Regions from separate parts of the Mus musculus genome. Here regions 1 and 3 are each linked to region 2. A link is a contact called in ENCODE Hi-C or POLR2A ChIA-PET data. All regions are on one chromosome and are shown on one strand. The core of a region is the stretch at or near the end of the contact, and the rest is flanking DNA. Distances in the headings are between cores, read along the strand shown.

Region 1 (3,824 bases), core at 992-3,491, 43 kb before region 2:
TCTTAGATGAATGGAGCTACATCTTCTGTCCTCTTCACAATGTTTTAAACATTTATTCACATTGTATCATATGCAACAATTGTATTCCTCTTTAGGGTTGACTAATACTCCTCTTTCTATATGTGTGCACATCTCTCTGTGTGTATGTATATGCATGCATATATTTGCATATATATGCATATGTATTTGCATATGTGCATGTGTGTCTCTCTGTGTATACCACAGCTTGCTTCTCCATTCACCTGCCTATGACACTCAGGTTGTTTCCACCATTGGCAACGGCCACTGTGCACAATGTTGTAATTCTCTACTATGTAAGAAGCAGTGAATCATGGGGCAACTCCGTGGGGGGAAATGTGGACATCCAGATGTTCTTGTGCCATTTGTTGAATTACCAGTGTTTCTGTGACTCACAGAGGTCCCCTCAAGCTACCTGGTATATGTCAGGACCTGTGTTGATCCTTCCTGTCTTTCCCACTTCTACACGCTGCAACCCCTCGGGCTCAGGATTATTGTGACTGACCTGAAAAATCTTGGTTACCTGGCAGTATCTCACCCCCGGGCTTACTGTTGTGGCTACTGACGCTGTCCCTGTCCCCCGAAATGCCTTCCTTCCAGTTTTCATTACCATACTGTTCAGGTCAGCAGTGCAGGTGAGTCCTGGGGAATAGCATGGAATGCTGCTTCCTTGAAGTCCTCCCCCTTCATAGTCAATCATTACGTCGCTTAAGCCATCCAATGGGAAGGCTGTTGGCACAGTTGGTGATTGCCTGTCTCACATTCATAATGGCCTACTGCAAGGAAGTCATGTTCTTGGTGTCTGCTCCTGTACCCATGGTGTCAACTGTACCCCTGCATGCCTGGAGCTTCAGGCCCTGCTCCTTCTGCTCCCTGAAAGCTTAGTTTCTGCCTCTTTTTAGAACATAAACTACTCATGGTTTCATCATAGCTTTTACCTGTGGTCTCTAGTCTACCCGTAGAGATGGCTCAGTACCACTGCCTGTTTACTCGACAGTAGATGCTTTGGGTATACTCATGACTACTGTGAGAGTAGTTATTAATGTCCCATTTTGTCAATAAGAAATTATCTAAGCCAAGTGTTCTGAGGCAGAAGGATTACTGTGAGTAAAGTGTTAAATGATGAGTTTGAGTTAGCTTGGACTATAGAGTAGTAAGATTGTTTCAAAATATAGATATAGACAGAGACAGATGGGGAGGAGCTATCTAATTTATCTAAGGGCATCACAAAACTGGCAGTCCAAAGCCAGGTGTGTTGACCTGGCCCACTGTTGCAGTGACACTGGGCCCAGTCCCTGTCAGAACATACCAGAGCAAAGTAATGGAGATTACTCGGCTGAATCCTCTAATTACTGTTTATCAAATATTTGTACAAAACCATCCTTCTACATCATTTATACATACACGATATTACACATATGTACCCATCAAACAGTTCCAGAAATCAGACATTACCACAAACTCCCTTGTTTTTCCTAGACAAAAACCAAGGCCTAGTTTCTGAGGAAAAGAATGATTTATTCAAGGTAACATGGCTTTGACTCTTCTAGGACCATGGGAGGGATGCCCAGCAGCCAGGGCTAACTGGACTTACCCAGCCAGAGGGCTGGGACTCATCCTGAGGGGAAACCAGAAGTGAGTTGGTCTCCTCATGCAAAGAGCGTGGAACACTCCGGCAGCATTCAACTTCTGCTTCTACAGTTTGTGTGGCAAAGCTTCCATCTCTCCCTCCTCACACGTTCCTTCTGCCTCAAAGCTTGGGGTGGGTGGGAAGCAAAGGAGGCCTCCTGGAGTTTTAGCTAGGGCTACTAACGTGCCTGTCTGTGGACTCTCGTTAGGGCCTGCCTGCCACATGAGAAATATGAATCTGTACATTTCACAGCGCCCATGCTTTAAACATTTATCCACTCCTCCTCAATTTCCTCTTCCTAGTCTCATTCCCCTTTCTCTTCCTTCTAATGACTGCCTTATTCCGTCCCAAGGCCACCCACCCCTGTGGACTCCCACTGTGAACCACAGCCAAGTCTCACTAATGGCTGACAGCCAGAACTAGAAATATGTTTTTCTCTGGTTCCAACTCACTGTGTGGTTCTGTGTGAGGCTGAGCTCCAAAGCTGCCGTTCCTGTTTCAGTCAGGCCTCCCTCCCAACCACAAGGGACCACTTTGAGCGATGTGCTGACTGGAACTGGCTTGGATAGCGATCTTATTACAGGTCTCTGAGGCCTACAGGGCTTGAGACCCGGCAGCTGGAGAAATGCTGATGGTTCTGTCCTTTCAGGAGCCGCCAAGTCTAGGAAACACTAGGCCTTTGTCCCCAGGGTCAGGGAAATCCATTTGCTGTGGATTATGGCTGTGATGGTGTTCCAGGGAGGCAGAGGGGGAAGATAGTGAAAACAGCTCTTAAACCCTCACCAGAGACCGCAGGTCCAGCGGGATGAGGCTTTCTAATGGGATCAGGGCTTGACAGGAAGAGAGAGGTCTAGGGCCCCCCCCCCCCACAATGGCTGCTCCTGGTACCAGCATATTGGCCTCTGTGTAGAGTCTGAAAAGGCAGCATGAAGGGTTCCTCCTGGGTGCCTCTCTCTTCGAGGGGGGAGACAATGATTGAAAATTCAGTTCTCTAGACTGAGGGAGCTAGGGGAGACCCCCTTCCACCTCCAGGTTGCAGGGTGAATCCCTACACCCCCATCCTTCGCAGAGCTCCGGCAGCACTGTGAAGGTACGGAGGCACTGGGCAGCTCAAACCTCCCTCCTGACCTCCCTCTGTGCCTGCCGTGTCTCTTACAAACCTAGATCAAGGTAAAGAGAACAGGGAGATGGCTCAGCGGATGGAATGCGTGCCCAGCAAGCTCAAGGGCCTGAACTTGATCCCTAAGGACCTAAAAAGCTGGACGGCTCACCATGCACCTGGAACCCCAGCACTGGGTGGCAGGGTGCAGAGAGGGCAGGATCCCCGCCCGGGCTTGCTGGCCAGCTAGTCTAGTCAACTCAGCAAGCTCCCAGCTCAGTATGAAGCCCTGTCTTAAAAAAATCAAGTGGATAAGCAATAGAGGAAGACACCTGACAGTGACCTCTGGACTCCATGCACATGCATGCGCCTATACACATGCACTCATACCCCCCCCCCCCCCCACACACACACACAGGAACACATACACACATGGCGGGGGTGTATGTAGGTAATCAAAGAAAGTAAACCAAGTATATTAAGGAAAGGCAACAAGACAGAAGTGTCAGAGGCATAGCTAGAGCAGACCACTGCTCTAGCAAGCCAGACAATGACCTCATAGCAAAACACAAGAGCGTGCGCTCACATCAGCAGCCTTTTCCTGCTGAGGCCTGATATTTCTTGGTACCATAGAAAAGGCAGATTCTACCGAGCGTTTATGCTCCAACCTGGTGCTGATTTGTTGACAAGCATTCGCAGAAGAAAGAGAAAGATTTGATCTTACCCCTTCTGGGCTGGGCTGGGGAGTAAGGTGTGAGGGCGGGGTTTGTCTTGGCTCAGGAAGCTTCAGTCTCATGGTTCTGAGGTGGGCCAGTCTCCCTGAGGTCTTTAGTGGATGTGAGGAGTGAAAAGAGGCAAGGACTGGTGAACATTGCTGTAAGCCAAGCAGCAAACCAGAGAGGCCAGAAGGACTCAGAGGAACAAAGTTCTCTTCAGTTTCAGACAACCTTGTTGGTCACGGCAGCCCTAGAAAGTATTAAAGTGTACTGCCTACATCTAACTCTCATGAGCCAAACGAGGTCAGATGAAGCTTGTAGGAAAATTGCAGAGACATAACTCAGTCTCGCCAATGTAAGG
Region 2 (3,411 bases), core at 732-3,231:
CTTAGAACTCTATATGTAGTCCAGGCTGGCTTGGAACTTGAGATATGTAGCCCAGGCTGGCTTGGAACTTGAGATTCTCCTGCCTCATTCAGTTGCTTGTGTTAGGATTACAGGCATGTGCAACCTCCCTGGCTGTGATCCCTCCCTCTCTCCCTTTCTTTTCTTTCCTTTTTTTTTGATTTTTGATTTTTTTTTTTTTTTTTTTCTGAGCATTGTGCCCAGGGCCAGGCTCTCTACCTTGGAGCCGTTGAAACCACTCCTTTCTGCTTCCACTTGTTGAACCTTTTCTCCGGTGACAAAGACCAGGAGCGAGGTTCACAAAAGCTCACAGGTTGGAATTCACGGGAAAATACCACTGGAAAATCATGATAGGAATGAGACATGTAAGCCAGCTTTTAGAAAGTCACACAGTAAAGGAGGCAGGATTGCAGTATAAAGCCAATTCCCAAATAAAAAGAAGGGGCGGGGGAAGCTATTCACCTGAGAGAATTTTCCTTAGTCACACCACTCACTGAGCCTTCTGTTTCAATGTCCTCCCTAACCTTTGCAACAAACTCCTATTCATCCTTCAACACTTTGCTGAAGTATGCTCTCTGGGAAGCCTTCTTTGACGTTGCATACATTTAACAGATCCATTCTTGCATCTGTTCTTCTGCTATCACTTTGGCTAACAGTTTGTCTCTTCCACCACCTCTCTGAGGACAAGGGCTAATTATCTTAGTCAGTGTAGCATCCTCTAGACACAACAGCGTGCCTGGTTTATACCAAGTGTTTGTCGTTGTGTTGATAAATACGCAACCTGCAAGTACAATTCGCATTTGATTTGCAAACCTAGGTTTGGTCGCTGGGACTTTTCATGTGGAAGCACGTTTCCCCTTGTTGTGAAGAAACGATTTGAGACTCATAAAGTAAGCTCCGACCATGAGAGCACATTAGTCTGCTTTTCATACCCCAGAGACTGGAGCATTTCCCCTCCACACTAAACCTCCTGGGGCTGGCTTGATATTAGCAGCACAGCTCCGTGCTAGCATTTCTATTGTGGCGAAGGCTAAATTACACCACGAGCCTAATGCGGCCACCAGTCTTAGTGAATTGGGGGAAGGGGTAATTAGAAGACAACATTTCTGTAGCAGACCTAGGCGCGGAGATGGAGGAGGAAGTTGATTTAAACCTAGCCATTAAAAGAATACGCCAGAAACTAAAGCAAAACAGGAGCTTCCTCTGGACACGACAACATACTCTAGTGCCCAAGGTCTGTTCCCCACGGTTGTCAGGTCAGAAAACAGGGGGCAGTGCCTACCTTGGGCACCCCTCCTTCTCTACCGTGGGACCTGCTTTGCTTAAGGAGAGAGCTCTTTTCTTCCAGTAACAACAACCACAGTTTGCTCCCCAACGCACCATCTCGATCTCGCCTTCGATGCCCAGCAACCCCCACCAGGCTTAACTCGGTATCTAAAGTGCCTGTGGCTGGGCTGTCAGGCCACGGAAGAGCAGGCGCGCGGTGGGGAGGCCGGACCCCGGTGTCTCCACAGTCCCCCAGAGGACACGGGCCGCAGGGGCGGGCCTCTCCATGTAAGAAGGCCACGCGCCCCCGAGATCACGCGACTGCAGGGACTTCAGCGGCTCTCCTACTGCCTCCCGCAAACCCTGACTCCAGAGATCGCCGCGGTCCTCATCGCGGCCGGGTCCGCGTCGGCGGTGAACCGGTGTCCACCGCGCTGCCCAGCCTTGCGCCGCAGGGCCCTCTCGCCGCACCGTGACAGCTGGGTGCCCAAAGGGTTAAACCCGCCGCGCGACGCCGGGTGTCCCCCGCGCGCCGCCCCGCCGCCGCCAGCCGGCCCCAGCGCGCACGCGCCCGCCCGTTACCTGCGGTGGCCTCCGCGCTCCTCCTCCACCTGGCCGCGCTCTCCCGGGGCCGCCCCTCAGCCCGCCCCCTCGGCTCTCCGCCGCGCACCCTGCTGGCTGCCCAGCTGTGGCCCGCGGAGGAGGGGCCTGGGGGGCGATTACCATGTATTAGCATACCGGAGAGTGTCACGTGCCCACTCCAGCCAATCGTCACTCGGAGAAGGCGGAGATTGAATTGAACACGCCTTGGTGCTGCTCTGGGACTGAACCGGTGGCCATGGCAACGGAGGGGAGGGCGGAGGAGGGGGCGCAGGCTCTGGAGCCTTGCCATCCCTTTGGAGCATCTCCTCTACCTGAACTCCGCACTGGGACTCCGGGTACTTTTCCTATTCTGCATATGGAGAGCACCTCAAATTGGTCTAGACAGGGAAATTCAGATTCCGGAAAGGCTCTGAACACTTAAACCACGTGCCTCACACTTTTCTGCAGCTAACTCTCTGGTAGCTTTAGGAAGTACATATCATAAACTTAATTTGATACTGGGGCGAGTTTATGCTCAGAGAGGCTCAGCCACACACCCAAAGTCACACAACCACCACACTACATTGTAAAGTGGAAATGTGAGAACATCAGGCCCAGGGCTCTCCTGCGTTCTTCACAATTCCAAGCGGTGGAGGGGAAGACTGTATACAAACAGTCGAAAGAAATTTCATACATCAGCAGTGGAGCACCTTTGCACTGCCCGACAATGTCCTTCTGAGGCATAAACCCGGTACACATATTACAGATGAGGCCTGGGCCAAACAGCTGTTAGGAGCCTATAGTTAATCATTCAATCCATGTGTGCTCAAGCTATCAAAAAATTTTACATCCACTCTTAATTGCACTGTTGCTATGGCCACTTTACTGATCCAGACACTGAACCATCGAAGCTGGGCAAGGAAATGTCCATACTTATTCCTCCAGTACTTCACACATTTAGATTCCAATCCTGGCTTATCCTACTCCAAAGCTATATTCTAAAGGCACCTCATTATACCAGGCTCATTGAACTTAGGTTTAGGCATAAGAACACCTTCCCTAATAGGACTGTCACTCAAGATTGAAATATATTCCGTGACAAGTGGCAAGTGTTGAAGTCACAAAACATAAAGTCACCCAGTTGGTAGGGGACTCTAGGATTCTGTCTCTCTGCCTTCATCTCTGTTGATCTGGTAATTCACTTAAAGGGACAAGCACTCCCATGGACTTGTTTAGTTCAGTGGTTCACTGATTTTAATGTAGCATGGACGGATTACTGGATTAGGCCCTGTGGTTTAAATGAACTATCTAGACACTTTAAGATCATTTAAAATATATAAATATTTCTTCCCACCAGACTGACTTAAAATCCAATTTCCTTCTAAACTGCGACTTAAGAGCACAGACAGAGAGGCAAACCTACTTGGGTTAACATTCTGCTTAGCCATTCATCAGCCGTGTGATCTATGGCAAGTTCTATAATCTGTTTGTGCCTCAGTTTCTTCACCAATAAGACAGGATAGGAATGTTGGAAGCATTAAAGAA
Region 3 (3,598 bases), core at 283-2,782, 45 kb after region 2:
GGATCCTTCAGTTCAGTAAGAGACCCTCACTCTAGTAATCAGGGTGGAGAATGCTCCAAAAAGGGCATTCATTTTGACCTCAGGCCTCCACAGGCACATGCACCTGCATGCACAGTGCATCTATCCACACAAACATGTTTACAAAAGAGGCGTTTGGAGTTTGCTGGAGGCTTTGCAGCTAGGGAGTATCAAGGCATAGATCCCACATTGAAAGCAAGTGGCTGGACTCCATGTTTTACCTACATATTATCTTTAATCTCCCAGGAACCTACCCTGAGATGGAGGTTTTGTTCTGTCACCTAAATTTTACAGCTGAAAAAAAAAAAAGACAATCGTGATGGAGTTGTTTGTTTGTTCAAGGACATACAGATGGGATGTATGAATTGGGGTTTGAATCTATGGCTGACTGACTACAAGACCCACATTTCCAGCTTCCTATTAGATGGCTCATACCTCAAGAGTATTTACAGTGTTTATCATAGGGTTTCTATTGCTATGACAAAACGCAGTGACCAAAGCAACTTGGGGAAGAAAGGGTTTATTCGGCTTACACTTCCACGTTGTAATCTGTCACTGGAGGGAGCCAGGATAGGAACTCCCACAAAGCAGGAACCTGGAGGCAGGAGCTGATGCAGGGGCCATGGAGGAAACGCTGCTTACTGGCTTGCTCAGTCTGCTTTCTTACAGAACCCTAGACCACCGGCCCAGGGGTAGCCCCACCCACAATTGCCTGAGCCCTCCACTATCAATCATTACGAGAAAGTCCCGCAAGTTCTCCCATAGTCCCTCTTATGAAGGCATCTTCTTCACGGAATCTCTCTTTTCTCTGATGACTCAAGCTCGTGTCAAGTTCGCATGAAACTAGCCAGGACCGTGGAACAAAGCAACTAAGTATTACACTAAGATTATTCAGCTACAGGGATTAACGTGTTTCTGACACCCAGGGATTCAAACTCCGTAAGACTAATTTACATAAAAATGGCTAGTATCTGCTATCTATAGTTGGATCCTGGATCCGAATTAACAGTTCTAGGTTTATTGCCTCACTGATGCCTCACATAAACCTGTCACATGAATGCTATTATTCTTACTTCACAAGTGAAGAGGTGAGATATAGAACTCTGCCAAACCACTCAACTAAGTTGTGAATTTGTGAATTTGAAATTGTAGTTACAACAGACAAACTCTCTCTTGCCCAATAGATGGTCACTGTATTCACCCTCTTTCCTTTTTTTATTATTTTTCCCTACTCTCTCCAGCTCAACCCAGGGGGCCCCACGCTTCTTCAGTAGACCCCGACCCCACGCCCTTCTAATCTAGACTCCACCCAGTAGGCGGCACCGTCACCGCAGAACCAATGGAAGAGAATAGTATCGAGCTACACCCCCCCAGGCATTGGCCCTGCAAGATTTGTTCCGGTACCAGAGCGCCTGAGAAGATGAGGCACTCATTGGCTGACGTCATCTGAGAGGCGGCCGATAGAGGAGTGGCCACCGGTGCTCGCGCGTTGCCTTTTGGGAGTTGTGGTCTCAGAGATCGGGTTCCAGGGCTGGCGGCGCTGGGACTATGCGTCCCAGCATCCCCTGCAAGAGCCCGGGAGCACTTCCGGCCTGTTGAGAAGTGGGTGTCTCTGTGGGTGAGTCTGGGTGGCGGATGGGGTGCAGTTGAGAATCAGGCGCTGGGCTGGAGGCTTTGGAGGTGGTGGTACCCGCGGGGGAGGGGAGCTGGGAAGGTGAGAGGGGAAAGCAAGCATCGTGGCGTGTGTGTGTGTGTGTGTGTGTGTGTGTGTGTGTGTGTGTGTGTCGGGGCGGGAGTGCGGGCGGGCAGAGGCTGCAGCGTGTGGAGATGGGCAGGGTCACCGAGGGGTCGGGATGAAGAGTGAGTTGGAGAGGCGGGCAGTGAGACGGGTCTTACCGAGGTCTGTGGGTAAGGTGGTAGAGATGCGTTTTGGCTGTGAGGGGAAGTTACCTTAGGGTCTAGAAAAGCACAATCAAGGGAAGAGAGAACTCAAGGGCCCTGGCAAAGAAGTGAAGAGGCCCTGAGCGGAAAGTCTGACCTTAAAATAGTGCTTCATTCTCGACACCTGCGTTCATGTCATCTGTGACGGGACTGGCTATTGTGTTCAATCCCAAACCTGTACTTCTTTCCTCATAACTGATAGAAGTGAAAGGCATCTTTATCTACTGACCCGCCCACCCTCGACTGACCCGCCCACCCCTGCTGACCCGCCCACTGACCTACTTGTTTTACCAGCTGATTCCACCTGCGCCTGCATTCTTCTTCATCCACGCCGTTTGCTGTACACTGTTCGAGGCTTGCCATTTCTTTAGTATCTCTTAAAATGACCTCTGTCTTCCGGGAGCCTCTGCAGAAGTGTCCACATTTTCATTTCTCCAACTCGGAGAAACATTGCAGCTAGTGTGATCTGTTGAAACCCTCAACTGTATACCTTCCGTTTGTTCTCCAGCTTGGAATCCATCCCTGGCATGCAACACGTGTTGAATGGAATCTGATCTAGTAGATTCTTCATAATGCTCTTTGCAGCCCACTTTTCCCATACTGCACGCTCCGGGGCTGCCAAGGTGTTTCCCATTCTCCAGGTGGGCCATTTTGCTTCTCTACTATTTCATAGCCTGCCTCTCTGCTGTAACCTCCCTCCCCCATTCTCTCTGCGTTGTACTCAAGAACCAAATCAACAGTTCCTTAAGCAAATTGCCACCTCCAACTTCCCAGCTCCCAAATCACACTTTCTTTATGACATTGGATTAATATAATTATCTGTGACTTTTAAATTTATTAATTATCATTATTATTATTTGTCTCTTCCACTAGATAGCTTCATCAGGGCAGGCAGTGTCTGGATCATCTCCATTTTCTTTGGTCCAGCCCAGAACAGCAGACATCTAATGTAGATCCAGCAAATGAGTAAAGACTTGGTGAATGTGGGCTAAAGACTCTCAGGGGGAGCTTTGTTAGACCACGTTTGAAAATGGCTACGGACTTCCAGGGCTGTGAGCTTCAATCTTCTTCCTGACATCGATATCTGCTGGGAGCTGAGGTTGTTGGGGGCTTAAGGACAGTGTTGGCCAACACATAGGGATGCATACAGCGGCTTCCTTTACCTGAGGCCCGGCAGCCATTGCTAATTGATCACAACATATATCCATATGGAGCTCATTTCTCAGCAGACTCCTCTAGGTAGCTTCCCCCATGATGGAGGATGGTCGGCTAAGTGAGGCCTATCTGCCACCCCCAGTTCCAGTCCTTAGATGCGAGTCTCCCCTCTTACAGCCATAGATTGCATAGTTAGCCCAGTAGGACTGACAACCATTGGGAGCTCCCAGCTGCTTAGAGGATCCCAACCAATCTGGTCCTCTCTCTGGACCGAGGGAGCATCTTCTCTCCTCCTCTGTTGTCACAGGAGTGGGTGGAGGGGGGGGGGGAACTTAGCTCCGCATTCACATCCAGTACCCAGTTGCCAAGGCCCCGCTCAGCTTCCCTGTGGTAAAGTGGAACAACTTAAAAAAAAAAAGGTTTTTGTTTTTTTGTTTTTAAATTAAATGTGAGAATTTTATACAGTGAATTCTGGTGGCCCTGA

Evidence for each region. A loop is a pair of places that touch in the nucleus more often than their neighbours do. ChIA-PET counts read pairs that join two places held with the same protein, here RNA polymerase II (POLR2A).
Region 1: a loop to region 2 is called in a map of left cerebral cortex, with 5 times the contacts of the local background. The contact joins the enhancer-like site here to the promoter of Phc2 in region 2. A Hi-C loop is called at or near these places in 5 of 37 maps with a recorded cell type or tissue (CH12.LX, adrenal gland and left cerebral cortex). POLR2A ChIA-PET finds 5 or more read pairs at or near these places in 1 of 5 experiments (Patski).
Region 3: a loop to region 2 is called in a map of left cerebral cortex, with 6 times the contacts of the local background. The contact joins the promoter of Zscan20 here to the promoter of Phc2 in region 2. A Hi-C loop is called at or near these places in 8 of 37 maps with a recorded cell type or tissue (adrenal gland, gastrocnemius and left cerebral cortex). POLR2A ChIA-PET finds 5 or more read pairs at or near these places in 1 of 5 experiments (Patski).

Annotation. Positions count from the first base shown.
Region 1 is chr4:128,696,593-128,700,416 of GRCm38, reverse strand. The region is part of intron 1 of Phc2 (polyhomeotic 2); the gene reads right to left. Among named protein-coding and RNA genes, the nearest start is that of Gm33712, 29 kb to the left of the region's middle. Within about 2 kb of position 2,241, at least 1 of the 3 ENCODE cell types and tissues checked has a DNase peak (open chromatin) inside an H3K27ac peak, as active enhancers do.
Region 2 is chr4:128,653,272-128,656,682 of GRCm38, reverse strand. It overlaps Phc2 (polyhomeotic 2), which reads right to left and starts at 1,981. Exons shown (of 15, transcript NM_001195130.1): 1 at 1,867-1,981.
Region 3 is chr4:128,608,032-128,611,629 of GRCm38, reverse strand. It overlaps Zscan20 (zinc finger and SCAN domains 20), which reads left to right and starts at 1,532. Exons shown (of 8, transcript NM_177758.4): 1 at 1,532-1,636.